Linked DNA regions of Mus musculus: region 2 is linked to region 1. A link is a loop called in an ENCODE intact Hi-C map of the cell type or tissue named here. Cell type or tissue: left cerebral cortex. All regions are shown on one strand. Each heading gives the region's core, and the rest is flanking DNA. Links, peaks and the distances in the headings are about the cores only.

Region 1 (8,344 bases), core at 315-8,314:
AAAGGGACTGTTTCCTTGGAGTAATTCATTATCTCTGGTTCTTCCAACCTTTCTTCCTCTTCTTCCACCTAGATTCCCAAACCTAGAGAGAAGTGGTTTCGCAAAGATATCTCCCGAAGACTGAGTGTTCCAAGATCTCTTGCATTCTGTCCATTGTTTACTTAAAAAAAGAGGCTTCTCTGATGAGGGTTGAATACTGCTCTGATCTATGGCTATAGCAGTATATTCAAAAGAGTGTTTATTCCTATATTCAAAATCACAGTAGTAGGCTTTCAGCTAGGGCCCATGTCCTATATACTTTCAAGTTGTCTGCCTCATTAACAGTGTCAAATGTGTGTTCCATTTAATGGATTTTGCCTTAAATAATATTTTTTTCAGAAGCTTTTTGGTTAACCCTATAAAATTTGTACCACTATTGCAACAGTATATCTTGCCAAGCAGGTCACTATTGTAACTCCCAAGGTTCGCCGCTGGTTACTTTTCTCCTCTTGTAACATATGAAGCACCTTCCAACTCTACAAACACAAGTCACTACTGAAGATTCTACTTGACACCAGCTTGATTTTTTCAGTGACATACGTATATGTTTTATTATGTAATATGAGCTTACCATCAAATTTTGAGGATTCCCTGTAATGTTTGGAAATTGAAGTTCTCTTTAGGATCCCTTATTTCAATGCCTGTCCTTATTGTCTTCCTTCTCAGATTAAAAGTTACCATTTTACTAAGTTTACACAGCTTTAAAGAATATATTACATTATTTAACTTTGACAGCTATATTTCTCATTACTGCAGGAAAGTAAATGACCATTTATCACTTAAGCTGTAGGTCATACCCTAATGTCAATGATGAATTAAAAGTTATTAACATTGGGGCTCCTTAGATTTTGTACTCCTTAAATAGAGAAGGAATATAACATTTTTATCCATTTTCTAATATTTTTATTTTTTTAATATAATGATATATTTAAATGCTCTTCTGCTTTCCAATTTTTTAAAAATATTGAACTTCCTTTGTTCAGAAAAGGACAGTTTAAATACATTATTAAATTACATTAATATCATTTTAAGTGCATCAATCTTTGCATATTCATCTCTTTTGCATTTCAGTGCTATAAGTGTAGAGACCTTTTCCTCCTGTCATTGTTGTTTTTATTGTGTCTAAAACAGTTTCAACTGCTGAGCAGTGTTGGTGCATGCCTTTAATCCCAGCACGTGGGAGGCATAGGCAGGCAAATTTCTGAGTTTGAGGCCACCCTGGTCTACAGAATGAGTTCCAGGATAGCCAGGGCTTTTTGCTAAGGACCTGATGTAGTGAGAGAAGGAACAAACTTGCTTATTTAAAACAAGAAATATGTTTGGCAGAGACAGAGATGACCTGGAACCAGTGCTTTGGGAAAGGTGCAAGTTTAGGGCCTGAGAACCCAAGTTTTCCCACTGCATAGGGCTACAGTTATCAGTTCATTGACAGCTGTGAGCCATGTCTGTAGAGTTTTTTGAGATACCCTATGTTCTCGTGCAACACTGTTGATTAGCTTCATGTTGACTCTGTCCCATTGTATGATGATTTCTGCTGACTTTGTCTCATTTTTTCCCTGTAAAAAGTATATAAGATGCTGTACTTCTTAAACAGACTTGTTTGACATAAGATATAGGTTTTGTGTGATCTCCCAATCCCAAACCCTTTTATCTTATCTTCTATTGTCTTTATCTTCTGATTTCCTGGGTCTCTCTCTTTCTCAGAACCATCTTACTTAAAAATTATTTTTTGTTGTTATTCTTCATATTTTGGTCACTGACTTGAGTATTTGACATCTGTATACAATAAGCAACTTGATCTTACCACTACCCAATAGAAGATAATATCTAGAAATAATAAAAAAAAAAGACAAAAAAAAATCCTGCCACCTAGCTATATGTCCTCCAAATCTTATTGGCAAAGTAGGAATAGGTTCAGAATACCAAATTTACCTTCCTGACTTGTTAGGGATTTTCATGTTGCTTTTTAAAAGTTTGGCAAACAAAATTATCAGAAGATAGCATCTATCAGTCTTCTGTCAAAGACACTGAAACAAGAAATAGAAAATCATTCTGCCAGAACCATAAAGTCAGGGACAACATTGGAACTGATACTAAATGAAGACCCATACTGGAAAGCTAGCCTTATTGCTCAATGTAGCAAGCTATTGGCATCAATGTCTTCCCATAGAAAGTCATTGGAAACACCATATCTGGGAGTGACTACATGAAGTTTAGGAAGGCTGATAGACTTTCTTTCAAGAACCAATTGAGGGGACATTCAGAGTTAGCTTAGCAGCTAAGAGCATATTGTACTCCATGGATACTTGCACACATGGGCACACACATACACACACACACACACACACACACACACAAACACACACATACACACACACACACACACAAATACACATGCATTAAATTATTTCTAGAAAAAGCAATTGTGATACCTGGTAGGTGTCCATATGGAATAGGCCAGAAACCTGAAATCCTACATGTCAAGAACAGAACTTTGATTCCTGTTCCCTAAATTGGTTCACTAGAGCAAGTATGCCAGTTCGTTAGAATATTGCAAATCAAAGCTTTAGAGACCCAAAGAAGAGACTCGGCATACTAGATTGTGATGTCTGTAGAATTCTGGCACACAGACAAAACACAATTCATTTCAGGAATCATAATTTCTTCTCCATCTAAAGCGATATAAAAGGCTGATGGAAGATGCTCTTGGCAGTGTGTTAATGGATGCTAATTAAAGTCCTGCTTTGGACCAAAGGAAACAGCTGAAGAAAGCAGAACACAATAGAGCCTCGCAGATGGCTCCTGGAACAAGCAAGGTGGGCTCGGTGATTAAGACACAACACTGTGGAACTTCAGCAGCTGAGGCAGTTCTGTTTGCCTCATGTAGACACAGTATGAAGGTAATTATTCATATGTAAATGGTGTGAATTTTTTCTCCATTTTTAAAAGAAAACTGTCCTTATTCACTATGAATGCAAGCTGTAACAAGCAAATTCAACTAAACATCATCCTGTCGATTTTGTGGTTCCTTGCTTCTTTCTCTTCCTTTTTTTTTTTTTTCTGTTTGTAATGGAACTCCCTTTTTTAGACATGGCTTTGCAAATAAAAAGCATATAACATCTGGAACTTCTTAAAAATCAATTTCTTTTTCTCCTTTATTTTTCTGTTCTATAACTAAAAATGGACTTTCCAATTTGCATCCTGCCTTCTTCCCCTCCCTTCCCTTTGTAAAATAAATAAATAAATGCCACCTGGTCTAACAGCTCAGTTGCCCATTATCAGCCTGAGGCAATCCAAAGCTGCCAGTTAGTCAACGCAGAAAATATGGTTTCAAGAAGAAATGTGAACAGAGCCTTTGCAGTAGTGTAGTTTGGCATCCTGCCAAATCACAGACCCATGCAAATATGGTCCCACGTCCTAGAGACTTGGAAGAAATCCTTGCAATCTGGGCTTTGGTATATTAGCACCTTGACTTTTTTCTAACAAAGATGTCTCCAAAATTCAACAGTTTCATAGTTAATAAAACACATCAATGGCTCAGAAAAGCAGATCAGCACTCTGATGGAACTGTGGGGTCCTTGAGAAGATTGGTTTTCCATGTGTTCATATTCCTGGGATCACATGGTTCTGGGGCATCACCAGCTACTTATTGTGGTACCCCATAGGAACTACAAACACTCAAGTCAACACTTATTAGTCACTGATAATCAGTGTCACCAGACAGATGACTCATAAAGCATAAAAGTTGATATCTTAAATTATAGTCATGGGAAGTTCAGAATCAAATGAGCTCAGAAAATTCCACTCTTTCAAGAAATTTTCCAGCATCTACTTTTTGTCACTTTTCTCAATGTCAGACACTTAAGTAGTTATGACTCTGCATAAAAACTGATGACACTTGCATGGTATGGGAATTCAAATTCAGGATCCTACTCTTACACACATCACACATTGAGCCACATCTCCCACCCTCTTCTTGATCCTAAATATTTGCTACATTCCTTCTGTCTTCTGTAACATAGTACTAGTCATTGAGGTTATAAAAGGATAGACAACATTTTTAATAACACTATTGTAGAACATGTTAAGATAATGAATTGTTAAGAATGATAGTCATCTTCAGTGACTTCTGTAGCAGAAGCAAACTGTTTGAATACAGGAAGAAATCAAGACAGAAAAGGTACATGTAGATCTGGAAGCAGTGCATCACAAAAGGAATGCTTTCGAAATGGAAGGTATTTGCGATAGATTTTAATCAAAAGGTAAAAATATGGCTAGTTATAGGAGGTGAGGGATAGGGTGCAATGATTTTAAATTTGTCATTTTGTTATATTTTTAAAATGTGTATGGTGTTTTGCATTTTATTTTAAATATAGATGTATGTGAGGCAAGTATATATTTGGTGCCCATGGAGGCCAGAAGAGGGCATCAGATACCCTAGAACTGTAATTATGGTTGGGAACTGCCCTGTACATGCTCAGAATTGAACCGGGTTCCTCCGAAAGAGCAGACAGTACTCTCAACTGCTCAGCCATTTCTCCAGCTTGGAGCAAGCATTTTTAAATAAGAGGGCAAATGATTGAAAGTGAGATTTGTATCCAGGCACTGCTTTCAGTGAATCTTAAATCACCTCATCTGCCAAGAACCATACTCACGGTATGGGGAGTGGTAGAGGATGTTTCTTGATTCTTGCTTGATACCCACTAAATCTTTCAAATTATGATGGCTCCTAATATTAAGGCAGGGAGCTGAAATTTTTCTTCATAAAACTATAGGGAATCATTGAAGAATTTTCAAACAGAGCTGACACAGTATTGGATATTTGTTTTAAATTATTCATTTGACAAATGTGTGGAAAGAGAATTGTAGTAATACAGGTTTGAGTCAGAGGCCCATTGGAGATGATATTATAGTAGTTCAAATGATAAGTCTCTCAATAGGGAATCATTCTATTAAAGAAATCACCTCTATGTACCCTGAGCATTAATCAAACTTGGGCTAGATACCAGTCCTTAGGATTGGATCACTTGGTGGCTGTAATTATTATTGTGAGATAGAATATGAGGGGTAGGTTTATATTATCTATAGGAGAACTCTATTATACCTGAATATATACCTGTTACTTATAGCATATAGTGTATTTTAATTGTTATGAATTCATTGGTTCTAAGTTTGTGATAACTCTTTATTATATCATATAGTTAGTCCTTTGAAAACAATATACTGAGACCTGAAGAATGGCTTAGTGGTCAAGAGCAAATATTATTCTTGCAAAATATCCAAGTTTAGTTCTTAGCATCCACAGCTGTGGCTCAATACTATATAGAACTGATCTTCCAAGAGCCTGATGCCTCTGTTCTCCATGCACAACTGCACACATAAGCACACACCTACATATAGACACATTAACATATACATAATTACAAATAAATATTTTAAAGCAAGTAGATATGAATTCCTTTTGCATTGTCTTAGAGATGAACAACCAAAAGCACAAAGAGAAGAAAGAGTGTCCATATTTCATAACTCTTTAGAACAAAATGAAAGCTGCCAACAAACAGAATGCCAATGTTGCCAACGAATCCAGTATCTACAAGACAAAAGGGAAGCCTGTTGTCTTTTCCTGGCTCTTCTTTTCCACCTTTACATTGTGAATACAAACTGCACAGGTTAGTCTTTTATAGATTCTTTTGAATTGCTGAGTCCATTTTGGAGGAAGAGGAGAAGATAAACCAATACAGACGATTATTTCACTTCACAGGTCAAAATCTCTAAATGATGGTACATAACATCTCCAAGTCTAAGAGCCTCTAGTAGGCTTTCTTGTAGGCTGTGACTTTCACTGTTGTCACCTTGGCAATGACCCTTGCTTTTCTCAAAATCAGCCACAAAAAATTAAAGCTTGCAGAATGTTAAATAAATAGTTTATGAACTCTAAGGTGTAGGAGATTAATTCCCCAGGAGACACCTGAGGTGGAACACTAAATTTCTTTAGGCCCCTGTCACCTTTTTCATTAAACAAGTGTAACCAAATGCTACCTCCCAAAAGGTTCCCTTGAAGCGAAACAGCATGGGTTTTCAATGCACAAACATGCTTCAATCTCACTGTGATGATTATTCTTGCTTGTCTGCTTGCCTGGATCTGAACTCAAGTAAGAGATAACATGCTAGACACACTTATGGGAAATTTTCTTGATCAGGTTATTTGAGATAGGAAGAAGCAACACAAATGTGGGCAACAGTTTCCATGGACAGCTATATGACAGTGTGTCCTAGATAACAATTTTGATTTCTGTCTCTTTGCATTTGTGTCTTGCTAGTCACTTTCATCTTCCTGGTTGATGGTTCTATCTACTCTGCTCTTGTTACTGTTGATGTTGCTGCCATTATGGCTACATTCCTTTAGTAATAGCAGAACCCACTTTCTTCAGACTTATTTTGTGAGCTCAAGACCAGTGGCTCACCAGAAATCTTTTAGGTCTTCAGTACCACTTTAGGACTTCCAGATCTGGCCATGAACCCCCACCTATACCTGTAATTAAGGCCATTCTATCTCCTTGTGCATTAGCACAGAAGACAATCTGTTGTGCCTGGTCATTGTACCCCTATTACACCAATATCCATTGTCTATGAGTTGGGCTTTATCAGGCATTTCTCAGAAATGCAGAACGTTTTTATGTTGTTTCTTATCTACTTTACTTAGCTGGTTGTTGTGGTCATCCAAAGAAGCCTTGGTGTTTCGTGAGATTCTATAAAAACTTTCTTTTCTCCCAGGAATGTTAAAAGGTGCAATGTGTAGGATTTAGAACTGGGCAGTCAGAAATTCAGATTTTGGCACAGGTTTGTAACAGAACATTGAATGAAATTTTCATTAAAATTCTAAGTCACTCTGTGCCCCAGTTACTACCTCATAAAGTTGAGTTAAACACAAGATGGCAATCTTTAAGTATCATCGCATTTATGTATTTATCTCATCTACTCTGCTCTTACCCTAGTTCAAATTCGCAACATGCAATGCTAGGCCCATGCCACATAGTACCAACTGCTGTCCCAAATGACAACCTTTTCTCTATAGTATGTTCCACCTGCAGCTTCCTAAGTGTTTTAACAATTATGACGTCAAAAAGAACTATATCTATGAAGGTATTGTCATAGGGTGCGACCTGTTACTTAGCAACATAGCCCTGTTAGCCTGTGTAAGCATGTAGTACACTTCTCACAGCATCTTATAATTGTCTAATGATGCATGTTATAGAGCATATCACATCATCTAAAAACAAATACCAATAAAATACCAGTTCCCAGAACAAAGCTCTTTCCCAGGGCTCCTAGGGAGCCTCACCAATTTCACCACGATGGAGACACATACACAAATTTCTCCCTGGTTTTAAAATGTCATAATCTTCCAAATCCTAGTGTAGCTGTTTCCTTTAAGAGGAAGGGAGAACCCAGTTGAATAATGGGATGGTTCAATCTTTAGGTGTCCTTTCCCTTGCCCTAATAGCATCCCATTCTCTGCCACTTAAAAATTACCTGCCCATGGAGCACATGTGTTCCTTACTAACACACTGTTTGACTATTTATTTCTTATTCTTCATGCCATATTCACACAATGGGGTTTTGTCTGCCTCTTCCTGGTGCTATTAAGAAGAAAGACACATGAGTCAGTCATTCTAGACTCATTCTTGATTTCACCTAGAAAAGATTACATGGCTTTGTGTAATTACCTAAATTTATTCATTTTTCCCAAAGTGAATCAATTCTAAAGTACTTAATTTCAAACAGTATGTAACATGTGCTGATTTCTCCATGAATTATATTGCTATAATTTCTACTACTCTCCCTACTCATAAGACTGAAAACCACTCACAAACTATTCAGTAAATATATTAGCATATTGCTTGCTTAAAATCAATGCAGAGCAAATGAAACTTTCTCAGTTTGTGATGAAAATTACCAATAATATATTACTGGAGGTATAGCTTAGCGGCATAGTGCTTGACTCTCATGTGCTAGACTCTGAATTTAATCCATGATACTATAGATTGAGAATAATGGTAATAATAATTAACAAACCATAGACACATACTTATTATTACTATCAACACACTTCTACTTTTGTTGATTGTCAGAATGCTCAAAAACCTCAGAGAGAAAGATGAGTGTAAAGTAACTACCACGGAAGGCGATACAACTTCCAGTTCCCACAGAGAATCACACACAGCTCTGACACCAGACTGAAGAGAGCAATATTGCAGTTACTGTACACAGCCTAAAGTAGAGCATGGCAGGGTGAAAGGAATAC
Region 2 (8,344 bases), core at 49-8,048, 1.0 Mb before region 1:
GAAGAATGCATGGTAAAGTTCACTGTGATGGACTGACCATACAACCAGTGAAAATTCAGACAAACTCCATATGTACCAGCCACAATGAAATCATTTCAACAGAAAGACATTCAAACAACCCCCAAATATCTGAAATTAAGCAGGACATCTGTCTACTTCTTCATGACTTGAAGATGAAATTACAAGGGAAAATTAAAAATTTTGTTGAGCTGAAAAACACTCTAAGCAAAGTGGGGGTGGTGATATAAAGAAATACCTGTATCTTTATAATAAAAATTAATATTGAACACCTAAAGGAGAAAATGAGTGAAATTATTTTATGCCATAATTCTGATAAACATGTCCTAGAGACAGTCAACAGCTTTTGGGATAGCTCCCTCTCCAGTTGTTCAGGGAGCCATATGAAGACAGAGCTGGGCACATCTGCTGCACATAACATGTATTTTTTAAGTGAGATTTGAATCTTTGAAAATGTCATGCATCCTGTATTTCTCAGTGAGCATCTCACTATATTCATTTATAATAGTGATAAATGTTCTGGAAATTCATTTCTTAAACAATGAAAGGATTATTCTTTGTTATTTCAGTCCAAATTAACCTATCCTTCAAGATCCAACTCAAATGACGACTCAACTCAAATATGAATGCAAATTATATTTGTTCTAAATGTCAGGCATCTCCAAATAATTTATTTAAATAAAATCTGCAATGATACTTTACATATTTCCATCTTTTTCATACATCTGTGCTTTCCTTTTAGCGGATTAGACCTTTCTATAAATAATTGCATCCCAATTTAGATTAGTTTTACTTCCTGGTGGTGTGTGCTTGTTTTTTTGTTCCTGTTTTGCTTCACCCAATTTGTCCTCTTTATTTTTTTCTCTGGAAGTAGAGTCTGGTTTTTCTGGCATGTAGAAATAGGGAAAATGTAAAATGGCCCTAAAATATAAAATAAGACCACCTTTTTTTTCCACTTTCCTTTCTTCCTTCCTTCCTTCCTTCCTTCCTTCCTTCCTTCCTTCCTTCCTTCCTTCCTTCCTTCCTTTCCCATTTTACCCCAGATTCAGGTGACACAGTGACATCTTAAGAGCTTGTTCACCTGCCACTTCTTAGTATTCCCTGGACACTTCAGTGTACCTCTTGAAAATTAAACCCGTAATTCTTTAATGTACTCTTCTAAGCGAATAAGCGTGAGTTTTCAGAATGTATTTGCAAAGCACCTTTAATGTCAAATGAGCCCCAGCACACAACTTCATTATCATAAAAATGCCAGCTCCTCTGTTCTGAGGAATCCAATTACTTGTGACTAAGGTGTTTGGATGAGAATGACAAAAGGAACAACTGTTAGCAGGATAAGATCTGTGCCTTCTGTAACCCCACAGGCTTTAGGAATGTGGAAAAAGGAAACTGCAAGAGAGGGCATTTCACCCTGCTCCAACCACACTCTGGCCATTTTCTAGTTCAATTTTCCTTTTAGCTTTGGAGAATGGCATTAGAGGGATATTTTTCCTAATTATATTTTCTTTGGATAAATTTGTCAGGTTTCAAGGAAATGACAGAAATTACTGAGGGCCAAAATAAAAGTATGTGATATAATACAATTTAGACAATTGTCTGCATGGAATGGTTTCAGGAAATAGATCATGGAGCCCTGAACTAAGCCTAATAAAAGTTTTGGTGTTGTTTCCCTATCAGCTGCCTCCCCAGGGGCTTCAGACCTTAGATCTCCCATCAAGGAAAATGAAAGAATGCCTGGCTTCAGGGTGAGTGTGAGGGAAATGGAATTGATTACAGGTGCACTGGGGACAGCTGGCAGGTTTATCATTCTTTTTCTCTGTGTTTCCTGTTGGTGCTGGGTATCACATCCAGGACTCTGTAACTGAACTGCTGCCTGCCCCGGAACTTAGACAGAGACAAGGATTATAGTAAGATTTTCCAGAAGGTCCTAGAACTACATTTGCAGCCTTTTGAACTCAGTTCATCCAAGTGTTCAGGACCTGGGACTCTAATAGGAAAAGTAATGTGTCACAGGTTAGCAGTTGTGGCGCTTCTAATGAATGAGCCCATGAGATGTCTGGTGTGCCTTTAGTGCTGCAACCTTCCCTCACATTTTTGCTCCCTCAACGCCTCTCTACATTTCCTGCTCATGTACAGATAACAAGCTGATTACTAATTATCACAGTAAACGTGTCTGTGAGTGGATGAATACACAGATAGCTCTACTCTAAAGGTCTATCTTATTAGTGTAAATGTGAGCTCCAGTCTACTTCATTGTGACAGAGCTAGTTACTCAAATAGCCCCCTTTTTCTCAGCATCCACAAGCCTGGCATTTTTGTACACTTCCAGGGATCACTTGAACCTGAGTTTTGCTTTTTCTACTGAAGTTCTCCATAAAGATACCCACCACTCATTTCTGCCTTTGATACAGAATGGCTGTGAACATGCTGAAGAAAAAAAGAGGAGGAAGAAGAGGAGGAAGGGGAAGGGGAGAATGAAGGGGAAGAGGAAGGGGAAGGGGAAGAGGAAGAAGAAGAAGAAGAAGAAGAAGAAGAAGAAGAAGAAGAAGAAGAAGAAGAAGAAGAAGAAGAAGAAGAAGAACAACAACAACAACAACAACAACAACAACAACAACAACAAATGAGAGCAGGAGAAGGAGAGGAAGAGGGAAAGAGAGAGGGAGAAGACCACTTTTAAAGGCTACAGCACTTAGGAATGTAGGACAGGATTTCGGGGTTAAAGCACTTGTCATGCCACTGTGAGGAGCAGAATGTGATCCACAGAACCCACATAAGGCCCAGGTTAGAATGGTAGCCTGCCTGCAATCAAAATGTTGGAAGACAAAGGATCCTGGAAGGAAGCTGGCTAAATTAGACTAGCACAGTCAGTGAGCTCTTGGTTCAAGTGAAAGACATTACTTTAACAGGGGCACTGGTGGTTGGTCTGGGGGGGGGGTGTCTTTGAATATGTTGCCTGGTGAGGACAAAAGACTGAATGTCTAGGATAGACACAACAGCAAAGCACAGAGGATGGGTAACAGCTTCATCCCATCCAAGAGGGTGAAGCCTAGGTCTACAAGTTCATTTGATGCTGACCTGGGTATCTTATTGGGTTCCTAGATCCTCCACTATCTTTTATTGGTTGTGCTTAGAAACCTACCTAAGGTTTCTCCTTGCAATCTCTTCTGGGAACAAGAAGCCACCATCACAGGGAACTCAATTTTGCTTTCTTTGTTTACTCATGTCCTTTTACTACCTAAAAGCTACCTAAAAATAACCCAGGAAGACAACTAACACCATCTTTCTTTACACACACACACAAACTTGCACATGCCTGTTCACCTACACACATGCTAATACATATACCTATAAACACAAATGTGCATATATATATATATGTATATGTATATATATATATATATGCCTCCACCGTTGCTCCAGACAGAACACTGATTTGTGATACTCTCTAGGAGAAATAAGCCCCTCATCATCACCCTTGGAGCTGGTACAAAGAAGAGAGAATAACTTCTAGACATCTCTAAAACTGGAACTACAGATAAATGACTCTAGGAGTCTGGCAACCTATTATTTCAAGGATCTATGTTTCTAATTCTGTAGTCTTCAAGATTAAAAACATGTAGTCCATTAAGTTAACAATATGGCAACATACTGAGAGGGTGTAACCTAAGTCATGCAGCCTCTGACAAATGCTGGACATTCCACAGTTTCCCAGGCAGGCTGGAGATTTTGTGACTTCTTAGCATACACTCCCTACAAAATAATAAAAAATGCCTGTTCTTCTCCATGATCTTCTTGCTAACTCAACACATACAATACTACATTGGTTTGTTTGTAATTGATGCTGGTTATTTTTTCTCTATGTACACTTATCAATTCTAGTTTATAATATACATTTAACAGGATAGATACATCAGCCAGAACCAAAGAAGGATTTCAGCCTCTCTCAGCAAAGGCAAAGTAATTTTTCTACATCTCCTCTTCGTGTGTCCTATTCTTCCAATCAAAAGGTCAGACACAAAGATACCCTCTACCTAGAGGCCTGCCTGGACTTACAAAGGATATTTTCTAAATACATGGTACCTTAATTCTAAATGGTTCTAATGGCATGGTTATGTTGTTAAATTTTCTTATACCCTTATCTTTCTTTTGGTTTTATGTCTCTAGATAGTAAGACCATCACTGTTGCAGTGTAAATGGAAGGCTAGGATGGCTAAGCAAAGATGCTCACATTCAAGAGTTTATGCTGTAGTGGAGTGTTTTGAACTTAGCAAAGAAGCCGCTAGGTGGAGGTGTTGCCTCACATTCTAGGGAAAAGGCACTCTTGTGCTGTCTTCTAGTGCTCCTGTAATATCCATAAAAACTTCTGGACAGGTACATGAGTTCTCCTCTGAGCAGGTGAGTTGATTAGCAATTTCAACTCTCCTAAGGATGGCAGAATCTTACAAAGACTATTAGTCATAAGAATATCTGTCCTTACCACGTAATATATGCTTAGGAGTTCCTTCCCTAGCAAGAATATCCGCAATTGATCTTGTCAGGTAATTTTCAACTATGTTATGCAATTTGTTACTTGACATCCACCTTCTTTGCTTTTACATTGTGACTAAAATTATAATCCCAAACACAGTCTGTCTATGTCTACCATTTCCTATCTTTAGGATTAATATGTTCATAGGTTCTCCAAGGTCCACGGCTTCATTAGGTCTGGTTAGTTGGCTAGCTTTTCCTCTTGGTGAATGGGGTCTAAGTCCAATTACTGAGCTGCTGCTGTAGCAAGCAATATATGCATGCTGCTACTGTATCCCTAGGATTATCATGCCATGTTGGTTGTCCTTGTAGTTCATCTGCATCATAGTTGGGTGTGACTGTTGCTTGAATCCTGCCTTTAGAAACTTGTGAGGCATCTTCTGATACTGTAAAATCTGCTCCCAAGGGAGAAGGCACTTAGGCCAGTTTCAGCTCAGGGGCCTCTTGCCTTGTGTCAGAAGTCCATGGCATGTTCAGCAATAGGGAATTATCTTTTACCTGTAGGGGGCAAGCAAAGGCAGTGGCAATAGTCTGTAACATTTTCATAATCTCTTGGGCAACCTTGATCAGCAACTCAAAAGAATTTCTCTTACCTGGTGTTGAAGTTCCTCTTAGATACTTAGTCTTTGTTTCTTGGAGAGAAAGTTATCAGCCTGGATAAGAAAAATTTATTTGAACTATATATGTTTACTTATATGTAGTTACATACATTACAGGATCTTTTGAGAGGTAGGTTGTTAATAGTACAATTCCTTAGAACATTTTTAGACATCCTTCGTGTTATTTCAACTTCCACTCTACTTATTCCTGCTTATCTCCACTGCCTCCCTAATTAAAGTCTCTAACCTTTCCTCTTGCTTCCTTAACCTGGGAATGGTCTCCTTAACTACAACTTTACTAGACCTTAACTACTAAGAGCTTTCGACACCACTTCTAGAAATTTGGCATTTGGCATTGAGCTCAGACAATGAAGTAGGCTCAGATAAGAATATTAATAACAGTGACCACAGGCTCTGTTTACTACCTACTTAATTATTACCTTGTGTGATCCTTTTACTCACTCCTTTACTTAATTACTCTTTTGGGTGATCTCCTTTACTACTTGGCTTGATTACATTGTTTTTGATCTAAGAACTGACCATGGTTTTTTAATATACCTAGAATGATGTAAAAGCAGGCTGGGGAGAAATAAGGCTTGTTCAGCCTCAATGTGGGCTGGAATCATGTTATAATGTTGTCTAATTGTTGTTCTTCTTTTTCAATCCTCATTCTCTCCTTAGAGACCCTGTTGACTGACTGAGCTGGCTTAGTCACTTCACAATCATTAACTGTCTACTAAATATTTGTTCTTATACCCTCTGATATTGTCTCAGCCCTTATCAAGGAAACTTCTCTTTGCAAGAGATAGAGACCAATCTAGAAAACCATAACCAATCAAAATGCAGAGTTGTGGAACTCAGTCCAAATGGATACATCTGCAAGACAACTACTGCATCTAAGGCTCAAGGAAGATTGCAGAAGGGTTGAGAAGATTGTCGGAGCCAGAATACCAAGGAGTTTGCTGTGTGTCTGTGTTACAACAGAAGCTGCATCCACCATGTCTTGCCATCAAGACTGCCTAAGCAGGAGTTAAACAAAGACCGCAGCAATAAACCTGTCATAGTGGGTAGGGAAAGAACATGAGGCTTCACCCTACACACAGAACTCCAGGAACTAATAAATGCTGACAGCAGGAGGAATACGCTTACCTAGGAAGGAGCACAGCAACTGGTTGTCCAATACCACATAGCCAGTCCAGAAAACAAACATACAAGTAACATTATACAGAAGGAGAAGATTATATTGATGTTCAGGCATTTGGGAGTTCATTTACTATTGCTTTCATTTCCCCCCATACCCTGTGGAATTTCCTATGAATGTAGCATTTTCTGATTCCTTCTCCTCAGCAGAATGGGGATGGTATCAAAGAAGATACTCCAATTTTCTTGTTCATTTTCATGAATTTCAGCACAATCTTTGTCACATTCGGGCATTCAATAGATTGTCAATTAATTTAAGTAATGAAACTGAAGCTACTCTGTGAAAAACGCTGAAATTCCATAATCATTATTACTGTATCCCTGCCATTTAACATGACTGCTAGTTAGCAGGTACTGAGCTCAGGCCCCCTTATAATCCCAATAATCCCTACTCAAGTGGAGTGTCGAGGCAGGACAGCCTCAGCCCATCTCTGATTATTGCTAAGAGGCATGCCCAAAAAGAAACTTGCATTTTATTGCATTTATATTCTTCCCCTGACAATTATCGAACTTTACGAATCTCAACCTCATTACGTTTGGATGGGCGCCAACTGTCTTCTGGAAACTGCACTAAAAATTAATGGTGGAGAATTGCTAAAGAAAGAAAAAAGTGGTGGAAGGAAGACATATGGTTAATGATGACATATTATTGCAGAAAAATGCAGCGGTTTGCACAAGTCCTGGTGATGGGAATTAGATGGGGGGATATTGCCAAATGGTTCAGGTTCTGTTGGGAAGCAGGCAGGTGCTCTGGATACTGCTATGTGGAACAATTCTTTCTCCATTGTCAAATTTGATATGCAACATTACTTCCTGGTTTTGAGATTCAGTGTGAAATGGGGCTTTGCCATAGATACAATGGCAGGGCAAGGAAACTTTTTATTTGCTGTCATTTGAATATAGCTATGTCCGAGTTCAGCACAGATATATGGAACACTGGAATGGTCACACACACTAAGACTATCATCAGGGATGCTGGGATAGCAACATCTATTTTTTTATTTTTACCCAGAATAATAAAATACTTCCAACTGCATTTAGGAAAATGAAATTTAGACAAAGGCGTTTTCTTCTTTCTTAGGTTAGAATACTGTCTCCGTGAATTTTCATCAAAATAATACCTCCTCAGACTTCTGTTTTGAGAGTATTGTTGGGGGAATGTAGTTGAGGGACATTTTGAAGTACATTTTGTCTAAAGAAGATGAAAGAAAAATTTCAACATAAACATTTGGGATTTTTGAAAACTTGCTTTGTTTTAGCCACTTTGAAATCCCAAAAAACTACAAGAAAATGGCCTGTTCATGACCTTACCTTTTAATGGGAAGTGAATTTATTTCAGAAAAAAAAAAAAAAGATGTGTCTGGACGTAAAGTTTTGTTATTATTAAGATGGAATTAGGAAAACCAACTGCTAACTATAACCTGAATCTTGACCAAACCCATACTAAAGCAACTTGGAGCTCCTTAAAACATGTAAATGATGCAAAATAATGACTGATATATGAGCAAATCTTACAGTTAGCAAGCTTAGCTGACAATCCTTAAAACATATTTGAGGCTCAAACCTCACCATTTTTCTCCTTTTTAAAGAAAAAATTGTGTGAGTTCATGTGTGTGTTCATGTGTATGAGATACACAAACATACAGAGAAAACGAGAGAGAGAGAGAGAGAGAGAGAGAGAGAGAGAGAGAGAGAGAGAAAGAGAGAGAGAGAAGAGATCATTCTAGAACAAGTCTGACTTAGTTCAATTTCTAGATAAATGAGCAGTATTTACATATGTGCAAGCACACTCAAGCACCAGATATGCAGTGATTGCTACATGTAGCCATGTATCCACACAGAAGAGTAGAATCTGATCAACATTTGAGTTAAGGACAACAGGAAATAAAAGAAGAACCCTTCTTCTCTCCTTGTATGTAGTTGATAAGTGTATCCCAAAGCAAATCTTCATATTTCCTTCCAGATGTGTAGCGTTGGCGTGGGATGCAGACTCTAGAATT

Evidence for each region. Peaks named below come from ENCODE experiments on the same cell type or tissue, not always from the same donor. Only the 100,000 strongest peaks of a DNase experiment are listed, where the experiment ranks them.
Region 2: a loop joins it to region 1, with 5 times the contacts of the local background. A loop is called at or near these places in 2 of 42 quality-filtered maps.

The regions. Positions count from the first base shown.
Region 1 is chr15:69,918,504-69,926,847 of GRCm38, reverse strand. It overlaps Gm19782 (predicted gene, 19782), which reads right to left and starts at 2,615. Exons shown (of 6, transcript NR_045071.1): 1 at 2,472-2,615. In left cerebral cortex, for the core only: a CTCF peak has its summit at 4,453 (motif pointing right); DNase peaks (open chromatin) are centred at 2,753, 3,437 and 4,500; H3K27ac peaks cover 177 bases.
Region 2 is chr15:70,917,039-70,925,382 of GRCm38, reverse strand. No RefSeq gene overlaps it. Among named protein-coding and RNA genes, the nearest start is that of Fam135b, 810 kb to the left of the region's middle. In left cerebral cortex, for the core only: CTCF peaks have their summits at 4,285 (motif pointing right) and 5,026 (motif pointing right); DNase peaks (open chromatin) are centred at 4,306 and 5,042.